Linked DNA regions of Mus musculus: regions 2, 3 and 4 are each linked to region 1. Evidence: chromatin loops called from intact Hi-C (ENCODE). Cell type or tissue: left cerebral cortex. All regions are shown on one strand.

Region 1 (2,500 bases):
CAGCACAAACGTGCCCAGGAGTGGGATTCGAGGCAAGGCGAATAGTGATGGCTCTTTCTGGAGAGCCTTTATTTGGCATTCCCTTCGACGCCCCCAGGCCCTCCTCCTGTTGGTGAGCCACACACATCCCATCCCTTTACTTGATTCTGAAAAGGTTGCCTTAACCCTCCTCAAACCCTAATTGGTGGCAGAGCCTTTGGGTCCTCTTGAGAAGAGCCTGGTGTCCCTGAGGAAGGGGAGTTCAAGGTTTCCTCAACGGGCAAATTCTGGTGGAGTGCAAACACAAGCACACGCTTCGGTTTTCTCACACGCTCGTGGCATCTGCAAACAGCAAGCAGAGACAGACGTGCTTGGCACCGTGCTGCTGCCTGTGCAGCTCCCACGCGTGGGATTCCCGCCTTCGCTTCTGCGCCCGCCTCCCTCGGGCCTCGAACGCCCCGCCCCCTGCCACCTCCGCGTGTCTCATTGGCCAGGTCCTTAGGCAAACTTCGGCTCCGGACTGGCGGCTGTGCCTGTCGCTCTGAGCAGTAGGGACATTTCCGCATTGGGAGGGGGGAAGGAGGGGGAGGGGAGGTGTGTGGCGAAAGTGGGGGCTCCGGTGTCCGGAGGCGGCGGGCTGGAGGGTCAGGGGCTGCGCACGCTGGCGCCAGGCTCCAGGTGTTTGCGTGTGACGGGAGCGGAGGGGAGGTCGCCTCGGCCACGCTCGTGCAGCGTGCGAGACCTGATTCCAGGCCCCCAACTTCTCAGCCCTCGAGGGAATAGGAAGGTGGGTGTCGCTTAAGGGGCGGGCCGGGCTCCGAGCGACCTCCTTGTGGGGTCCTGCTCCGAAAGGCGTGGCCGGGGGCCGACAGTGGGGCGTGGAAGAGTAGGGGGCGGGCGGGCGGGCGGGCGAGGGCGTGTCAGGGAGGGCCAGGCCTCCCGGGGGGTCTGGGCGGCCAGGCCCGGGGGGCAGGGAGGGGGCGAGCCGGGCCCTGGTGTGGAGCGGCTGCGTAGGGGAGGGCGGCCAGTGGAGGCCGCGGGCAGCTGTCTGCCCGAGTGCGGAATTCGCAGCATCTCCGAGTCCCGGCTATTTATGGGCTGGAGAAAAGGTTGCGTTGCCCCTTCGCCGGCCTCCCCGCCTCCCGATCTACACGGGGCGCCAGCAGCTCGCCGCTGGACGGCCGCCGGCGAGGGGCCTCGGGGTGCGGCCGGGGGCCTGCGGCAGTCCTGCCCTAGAGGGCGTGGAGACCGGAGGGCGGTGAAGCGGCTCTAGGTCCGCCTCTCCATTGATGAAATTTAAGTTCGTCTGGTTTTACCTTTTCCGGAGTCTCCAGTCGTCCCCTGTTGGTGTCGGGATCGCTGAGTAGCCTGGAGTTCCCTCCCAAGCTGAGTCGGTCCCACCAAGTTTTCCGTCTTCAGGATTTTTCTTTTTAAAGACTAGTTTTGATTTTTTTTCCCCCCGAATTCTTCTTTAAGTAGTTAAACATCGGAGGAGAAAGAACACTTCGGTTGCAGGGAAGGGAGAGAGACCTTCCTTACAACGTAGATTCTAGAAATTGAAAATTATAAGCCAGATTATTTTAATAAGATCCTAAAATGTCGAGATTTGTACAAGGTAAGACATTTTGCTTTCTGTCTCTTGGCTGCTTCGTCCGATTTTGAATATTGGTAGTCTCTAAGTAAGTGGGTAGTTTGTAACTGGAAGTGTTCATTTGTGATACCGTTTGCCAGACCTTTTTGGTTAAATTGGTATTTAAGCTGCTTTGCGCCACTTATTGGGTTGGCATTTCATATACGTGTTTGTATGCCTCTGCGCCCTGCAGGGGTTATTTCTACCTTCTAAAATCAGTTTTAATAGTATTCTGACATCGTGGATAGTAATTGTAAAAATCAAAACAGGATTTTTGACTGCTGATTAATTCTTGTTCCCTTCTTGCACTCGATGATAAGTTAGTTATCTTTGTGGGACAAGGAAACCCAGAGGGCTAGGGACAGGCAGATGCGTTTGTCAAGACTAGTAGGAAGCTCTCCACTTCTTTTCTGTGTGTACGTGGATTGAGTCTCAGAGTAATTTATTGCGAAATCAGTAGTTTGTAGACACTGGAGGTCATACCAGTCAGAGAAATGACTTTGCTGCAGTGCTCTTAGCTTTTTCTTTTTTAATATAGAAAGATTATGCTTTCTTTAAATTTGAAAATTACCATTCAAATCTGTATATGTGTAAATAATGCATTTAGCAAATACCCCTCAACCAAGCTGTAGTATTGCAATTGGGTGCTGCCTTAAACTTCTGTCACAAAACTGTATAGAGTTTGCCTATAAGAAGCCTTTCCTTCCAGACCCCAGTGTGTGAAAGCTTCAGCCATCTTGCTTAATACATGCAGTAAAGTTTGCAACCGCTTCACGTGATCCTCAGTGACTGTCCATGCACCTTTCCCCTTTCCTTTTAAAGTTATGCTAGGGATGTCCATCATTTGACCCTGGAAATGAAAATGCCATACAGGCTTATGCCCCACTTTAC
Region 2 (2,500 bases), 200 kb before region 1:
CATATTTTATTAAAGTTGGCTTATTTAGGTATTAAATTTAATGTATCTAGTGATAAGGAAAAAGTAGGAAAGAAATCTAGGTATCAAAGAGAATTTTTCTCCATAGATTTCTGAGGTTTTATCTTTTGGTTATATTTTTCTACTCCTATCCTGGGTATGTTTTTGAGGAAGAAATCCAAGTAAAATCTCCTATCATCAGATTTTATGGCAATACTCAGTGAATTTTCTGTTTTGACCTCTGGGAACCACGTTCCTGACTTTTGTCAGTTTCAGGCTGTTCGTCTTTCCATCTCAGCCGGATGAGTCACTAGGAGAGACAGTTCTAAATAAAAAGAGATTAAATGTTTCTACATCAGTCCATTTAGTGGGCCATTTCTTCATGCAGAGAGGGACTGGGGTAGCCCAGAGTCCTACCAGTACTCAGCACTCTCAAGGAAGAGAACAATTTATTTTGGTTCTTTTTTTTTTTTTAATTCTCTAGGCTTAATTTAAATTTTTTTTCCATTACTCAGCGCTCATTTTGAATACAGTTGTTATTTTAGTCTGTGTCTTATTTAATTTAGTCTCTTAGCCTGTACAGCTGCTTCTTCCTGTTATATAACTATTGCATTTTCCCCTTATAGTTCCTCTTCCTTTTTAAAAAGTTAGTTTTCTCTTGGAATCAGACTGTCAGGTATTGCCATTGTGATTTAGTACAGTATTCAATACTAAAATTTATTATATTACAAATATTAGTAATTTTCTCACCTTTTTCCTCCTTGACAAAAAAACCTAAAGGCTTAGACCAACGATGTGGCTCAGTGGGTAAAAGGAGCTTGCTGCCAAGTCTAACAACCTGAATTCAATCCCCAAGACCCACATTATGGAAGGAAAAAACAACTCCCACAAGTTGTGACAAGCTGTGTCACATGCCACACACCATACACTTTAAATAAATTCAATTTTAAAAATAAAGTCTTAAGGCTGACTCAGTGGTTAAGAGCACTGACTGCTCTTCCAGAGGTCCTGAGTTGAATTTCTAGTAACCACATGGTGGTTCATGGCCATCTATAATGGGATCCGATGCCCTCTTCTGGTGTGTCTGAAGACAGTGACAATGTACTCAAATACATAAAATGAATAAATTAATCTTTTTTAAAAATAAAGGCGTAACACTGGGGATAACAGTGCACACCTTTAATGTCAGCACTCAGCGGGCAGAGACTGGTAAATCTCTGAGTTTATGTACAGGGTTGTTTTGCTCTTGCACAGTTAAGTCAAAGCAGGATTGTTTTAGTCCACCTTTTTGGCTCACAGTGAGAGGAAATTGTTAGTCACTGCTACTTCTCTTCCTGGTGTGCCGGACTCCAGTGAGGTGGGGACTCAGGGATTTGCATGATAGGGTTCTGTGAGACTCTTCCAACCTGAACCTGCCAGGGTTTATATCACGTAAAACAGATACGACATTGTGGCAAAATGTCTCCCAAAGATGGACACGGTTACATACATAAATCCAGTTCTGCATTTTTTAGCTATGCTCCCATTTAGTAAGAGTTAAAGATCGCTTCATAAGCATGCCACCAAAGGACACACTTCATAAGTTGCTTAGTTCATTTGTACATGCTGTCTTTACTAAAACCAACCCTGTTCTTTTTCTAAGCAAGTCAAGAAGGGACTTTACGATGTCATGTTCACTTTTAATGCATGCATTGCCTTATTAAGGTAACATGTTAATAAACTGTGGGTCTTTTTCATTACAGTCTGAACCAATCAGAGTCCTTGTGACTGGAGCAGCTGGTCAAATTGCATATTCACTGTTGTACAGTATTGGAAATGGATCTGTCTTTGGGAAAGACCAGGTAGGGGCACGTCTATAAACCTTGGCACTATAGTAGTAAAATGTTCTTAATAAGGTTCTGTATTTAGTTGCAAATAGTGGAGGAATAGGCAGCCCCATAAATGCAATGAGTCCTTTGCTGTAAGTAGAGGCTAGGAAGATGTTTATAGGCCACCCTGTGGGCACTGAAAACCACCTGCAATCAGGTCTTCCACCTGGTGCATTTCTGTAGCTTTGTGTGACTGGCTAGCAGGCAACAATCAGTGTGTCACTCACTAATGAGAGTAACTCTTGGGGAGGGGCCTTTGAAAAGGTTGTAGAATCTGTCCTTTGTTTCTAATCTTGGTGTTTTGAGCCCAAATAATCAGATGTGAAATCTACACCACAGGAAACAGGCACCCGTAATTCTAACAATGCTAAAATATGTATGCTAAAATCCTTTTCTAAAGTCTTTGTTAATTTTTTTCTCTCGACCTACAGATAATTGAACTTTCTCTTCATGTCAGATATCGTAGTCATCTATTGTTAGCTATTTATAAAGAGAAATCATACCTGCAGCTACTAAGCAAGCTATGGCATCTCTCTTCCATAATTATGACTAATTAGTGGGAACTAAATATATACAAACAAAAATAGGGTGGGACTTTGTGTGAGAGAGAATGCAGTAACCACCCCGACCTTCAC
Region 3 (2,500 bases), 200 kb before region 1:
ATGGTGTTTCATCGCAGAAATAGAAGCCCTGACTAAGGCATCATATTTCTCTCTCCAAATACTAAATCTTCCAAAAACAAAACTGAAGCCATCCACCATCCATTTAATAGTGACAGAAAATTCTGACGTTAGACCAAGAGCATATTCATTGGTCTGTTCCAAGGCACATGTTTTCGAATATCCGTACAACAAACGGAGAATACAGATTTCCCTTAACAACTTTCATTTTAAATGAAAGCCTCTTGAGATGTTTTAGCTGCTAACATTTCGCCTGAAACAATCAGTGTCTCCCAACTTCCCCTGGAAGTAACAGGTTTCCAAAAAGAGAATGAGCAAAAAGTGTCAATATTCACAGTCGGCAAAGAAAATTAGATCGGTACACCACAAGTAAACACAAGGAAGGGGCTCACTCCACAAACAAAACTTTCTGACTTTACTTTGGAAAAGTTACACTGACTCAAACTGCAAGACACTCTTCGTCCCTCCTGAAAACTGTGGCATCCACACGCTCCTGACACTAACAGGGGACTCCGGAGGTCGCCCACAACCACCGGCTTCGGATTCAGGATACGCGCATCAGTGCCGCACCCTGTTCTGACCCCCAGATAAAAACCCTCGGGGCCGAGCTCACCAGCCTGGGACGTGAGAACACAGCTCCACAAGCTCTTGGTCTGGAGAGCGCTCAGGTGAGGCTGCCTCGTCGCCTAGCAACGGTGAAGCTGCCCGTTCTTCCGCAAGCGTCAATTCCTCCCGCCTCTGAGAGAGTTTTTAAAAGGTTTTGTTTCCGGGTCGAGCGGGCTTTAAGCAACGGAAGGTCTCTTAGCCGCCCTTGTTTAGTCTTGGGGGAGGATAGATTCTCGGTGGAGCGACGTGTGCTGTCGCTCAGGGGTCGTTTCTCCTCCCTCGAGTTAACGCCTCCTCTCCTGCCAATTGCTGAGCGCCATCAGGCAGGCGCCTCACTCAAAGCACCAACCCTCTGCTCACAGACGCGCTCCAATCACCGAGGCTCAGCCCCGGGACTACTTTGCAGCGAGGCGCGTAGGAAGAAGGGGTTTGGGGGAATTGTAGTTTAGCACTGTCAGGAATGCACGAAGGTGGGCGCCAGAGGTCGCCGGAAGAACTACACTTCCCAGAAAGGGCCGTGTCTCCAGCCGAACCTTTGCGGGCCAGCCCCGCGTTCTCTCCCAGAGTCTGTTCCGCTGTAGAGGTGACCTGACTGCTGGAGACTGCCTTTTGCAGGTGCAGAGATCGGCCTTGCAGTTTGCAATAATGGTGAGTGTGGGCTCCTGGAACCTGCAGCAGCTCCGGCCTCTCGGCCTCCTCCTGCGCTTGATGCGCTTTTAAAAAGCAGTAATGCCGGGAGCTGTCCTCCGCGCGGTTTGCAAAATCTGACTCATTCTCACGACTGTCGCAGTAACCCAGATACTGGAAAGGGGTTCGCAAGGACTCTAGAGAAATCACTGTCCTTGGAAAGTCGGGTCTCAGTCCTTGCGCAGGAGGGACAAAATTTTCTCCGAAGGACCTTAAAGGATTTGTTGTGGGGGATGAGAATTATGGGAGGGGAAGAATTAGGTCCTAACACTATTTTGCCTCTTAAGCTCTTGGAAAGAATAGGCCTCTGATGTTGATTTACCGGTAGTGCTCCAGGTTATGATCCCAGTTTTCAGGAGACATGTTTCCACCATATTTGATTTAAAAGAAAACAAATGTTACTGAAAACCTATTCTTGATCTCCGTTTGTAATGACAGGACTAGCATCGCTAGTCAAACAGTGCCGATATTCTTTACTACTCTGTCATAAATTCTGAAGGCCTCCTTGCAGATGTAACGTAACCATCTTGTTGAAGCTCTAGATCTATCTTGTCCTCAGCGGGCGGAGGGGGGTGACGTGAAAGAGAGCTCTGACGTAGGACTAATCTTCATGCTGTTTGAAGGTGACATTTGCCACCAGACTGGAAATTGCTAAGTACTTTGAAATTTACATTTTAAAAATACGTGTTGTCCTTTAATATCAAGATGGGAAATGTGAGATGAATTGAAAATTTTTGGATGAATTGGAAATTTCACAGAACCCAAGGAGACATGTTTTCAAACAAGGACAAAAACTCCCTCAATCTCTATAAGAAACCCTAAGGGAATAATTACTAATTTCCAGTCATTGTTGCCTAGTTATTTTGACACATAAGTAGTTATTTAAATTATGGCTTAAGCAGTCTCTGTCTTAATAATTTTAGTAATAAAGTGGCACTAGTTATCCAAGAACTTCAGACTTTAGGCTGTTAGGCCTATATGAAAACCTTTTTACAATCATCTTATCCAAAACCCCACTTTAAATACTAAAATTTAATTTGTTGAGACTCAGAATGCGAGTTGCTCAAGGTCATAAGGCTTGCACCTAGGGTCTCTTGTTCTTCCCATTTACCAGGATTGTATTATGTGTTTGGCAAATCACTTCATAATCCCCTTTAGGAAATAAGTCCACAGAATCAGCATGTAACAT
Region 4 (2,500 bases), 130 kb after region 1:
TATCCTATCATTACATCTGTTCCAGCCAAACTGCTAGGGAGTCAAATAGTTTTCCAATTAGAGCTCCCATTTATAAAACTCAATGCCCATCAAGACCTGCAGCATAAGTTATCACCTTCTTCTCCATATACCACAAACAGCGTATCATAATATCCCCTGCCCGCTGAACATGTATTAAGACTGACCTGAGTTTGAGAACCCGAAATTAAATCAATTAGAAAACAGAAGTAGCCCAATTTAATTCTTCGAAAGTAAAAGACGTCTCTATAAGGACCAAAAACCAAACTTGGTTAAAAAGGTATTTTAAGAAACACTTTGTAACTCTAATAGGCCAAAATTCTTTAAAAAAAAAAAAAAAAAAGTCACCCTAAGCCATACACGGACAGGCCAAGTAGCTAATTATAATGGTCAGGCAAAAGTTCCCAGACAACCCACAGGGAACAGGGAAGGCCTGTCTTTGTATCCCTGCAGACAGCAGTTAGCAAAACTGAAAGAAATAAAATAATTTAAACTACAATGCAAAACTGCACAATGCCGAGTTCTTCTTTGGTTTAGTATTCTCGGGCGGGGGGGTGGGGGGGCGGTGTTTTTATTCTAGAAGGCTCCAAGAGGGGTTCAGGCCTGGCTGAAAGGAGACAGGGAAAGTTTGGGCTCCGCGTCTACAAGGACTGATGGAAGTTGCTGGTCCCGGATTCCGGAGAGGGGCGAGGGGACTGGGGCGGCACCTGCGGACGCCGGCCGGGGCTGGGGCACAGCTGCCGGCCCGGATCCTGGGAGTGCCGAGAAGGAAGTGGTGGTGGCGGGGAGGATGAAGCTTCGGCTCGGTCACCGGCTCCGAAACTCTGTCAGCTCCAAGCCCCGAGGAGACGGAGGGGGTGGGGTCCCGCCGCCCCGCCGGTCACCGGGTCGGGGGAGGGTGGCCGCGAAGCGCGGGCCCGGCACCTACCTGCGGTCCCGGGCGGCAGCCCCAGACGAGGCCTAGTGCACCGCCGCCTCCATCCCTCCACGTCGCGCCGAGACTGCTGCTCCGCGGCCGCCGCCGCCCTGCGCGCCGGGTCCGAGCCCGGTTCCCGCCTCCGCCCCGCGCCTGCTGGCCGGCGGGCCCGGGAGCACAGGGCCGCCCTCTCGAGCCCAGCGCCGCTCGGGGGCAGAGCGGCCGCGGCGGGCCCCTCACGTCTCGCCCGGGTGTCCTGTCAGCCAGCAGTCTCCCCCGGGTCCGCAGCGCCGCCTCCGCCGCTGCTGCCGCCGCCTCTCCCACATCCCCGGCCTCCAGGGGAGCCGCCGCCGCGCCGCGACCACCGCCCCCGGCGCCTCAGCTCCCCACGCCGCCGCCCGCCTCACGCCACCGGCCCGGCGCGGCTGGGTCCGCGGAGAGCGTGCAGCAGGCCGCCGCCGCCGCCAGGCCGCCGCAGCCCCCAGCCCACAATCCACCGCGGCGTCGCCGGGGCGGGAGGGCCGCGGCCAGACCGGGAGTCGCCGCGCAGCTCCGACAGGGCCTGGCGCGGCCGCCGCAGAGCTAGCGACCCCAGAGCGGGGACGACCCCGCGTGGCTGCCCCGTGCCTCCCCCTGTCGTCCTCGTAAAGGCAGGAGTCGTCTCGGATCTGCGCTCCAGCTCGCACGGTTCCCCCCCCCCGCCCAGGTTGTCCAAAGAAGCCGAGCGTTGCCTTCCGCCTTCCCTGGCGAGCGGGCGGGAGCGGACCCCTCGCCCCCCAGACCAACTGACTCCCGGCCGCTTACACCCACTAAAGCCCTAGCTTCCGCCTGCCCTGACTCCCTCAGCCCCTCATAGTAAACAAACATGGCTCCGTCTCCAAAATTAATGCCTTTCAAAGGTGAAAGGTCAACTCCAGATACCCCACTGGCCTCCAGCACTTAAGGCCTTTTGAGGCTACCCTGTCCCCCCAGTTCCTGGCTTCCAATCACCTGTCACATTTCTCAGGCGCATAAGTCAGTTGTCCCTGCCCTTTAAAAATCTGAAAAACTTGGGTGTGTGTGCTTATTATTAAAATCTATTTGTGATTCCTAACAGCATTTCCAATTAGGCTGAGTTCAGAGAGAATTGTGATCTTACTAGTAAAATTACCATCTGCAAGATAGGGTGTCTTAGACTACAATATGTTTATAAGTCTCCAATCACCTTTGGTTGATTCAGGAGTCTTGAGACTCAGAGCCACCAAGGTCTGGAAAAATAAGAAAAAAAGTCTTAATTACTTGAGGGTCTTTCTTAACTTTATGAAGATTTTATTCCATTTTGGAACTGTTTAGCCTACAAATAAGTTTCATGCATTTCAAAAGTCTGTTTTACAAAGCAAAAGTGAAAATGTAACTCAGTAGTTAACTGGAAAAAGAAACTGATGCAAGTCTTGGTCTTAGTAAGTCATTGAAAATTGCTAACAGCTTTTGTTAATTTACTCACCAAAAAGGTATGGTTGGTCAGGCAGTGGTGGCGCATGCCTTTAATCCTAGCACTTGGGAGGCAGAGGCAGGCAGATTTCTGAG

Evidence for each region. A loop is a pair of places that touch in the nucleus more often than their neighbours do. Peaks named below come from ENCODE experiments on the same cell type or tissue, not always from the same donor. Only the 100,000 strongest peaks of a DNase experiment are listed, where the experiment ranks them.
Region 2: it touches region 1 in a loop (2.4-fold over the local background); 7 of 42 quality-filtered maps call a loop at or near these places.
Region 3: a loop joins it to region 1, with 3 times the contacts of the local background. A loop is called at or near these places in 7 of 42 quality-filtered maps.
Region 4: a loop joins it to region 1, with 11 times the contacts of the local background. A loop is called at or near these places in 3 of 42 quality-filtered maps.

What each region holds. Positions count from the first base shown.
Region 1 is chr11:21,369,281-21,371,780 of GRCm38, reverse strand. It overlaps Ugp2 (UDP-glucose pyrophosphorylase 2), which reads left to right and starts at 1,152. Exons shown (of 10, transcript NM_139297.6): 1 at 1,152-1,594. The coding sequence starts at 1,576. In left cerebral cortex, CTCF peaks have their summits at 141 and 1,193; DNase peaks (open chromatin) are centred at 769, 1,211, 1,828, 2,487 and 1 more place; H3K4me3 peaks cover 2,500 bases; H3K27ac peaks cover 2,500 bases.
Region 2 is chr11:21,565,958-21,568,457 of GRCm38, reverse strand. It overlaps Mdh1 (malate dehydrogenase 1, NAD (soluble)), which reads left to right. Exons shown (of 9, transcript NM_008618.3): 2 at 1,740-1,838. Among named protein-coding and RNA genes, the nearest start is that of Mdh1, 4.7 kb to the left of the region's middle. In left cerebral cortex, a CTCF peak has its summit at 1,098 (motif pointing left); DNase peaks (open chromatin) are centred at 382 and 948; H3K4me3 peaks cover 274 bases; H3K27ac peaks cover 673 bases.
Region 3 is chr11:21,570,502-21,573,001 of GRCm38, reverse strand. It overlaps Mdh1 (malate dehydrogenase 1, NAD (soluble)), which reads left to right and starts at 1,068. Exons shown (of 9, transcript NM_008618.3): 1 at 1,068-1,272. The coding sequence starts at 1,270. It overlaps Wdpcp (WD repeat containing planar cell polarity effector), which reads right to left and starts at 721. Exons shown (of 18, transcript NM_145425.3): 1 at 632-721. In left cerebral cortex, a CTCF peak has its summit at 1,105; DNase peaks (open chromatin) are centred at 1,000 and 1,874; H3K4me3 peaks cover 2,500 bases; H3K27ac peaks cover 1,784 bases.
Region 4 is chr11:21,237,818-21,240,317 of GRCm38, reverse strand. Vps54 (VPS54 GARP complex subunit) reads right to left here and starts at 1,286. Exons shown (of 23, transcript NM_139061.5): 1 at 947-1,286. In left cerebral cortex, no CTCF peak of the experiment used is centred here; DNase peaks (open chromatin) are centred at 1,011 and 1,150; H3K4me3 peaks cover 2,144 bases; H3K27ac peaks cover 1,815 bases.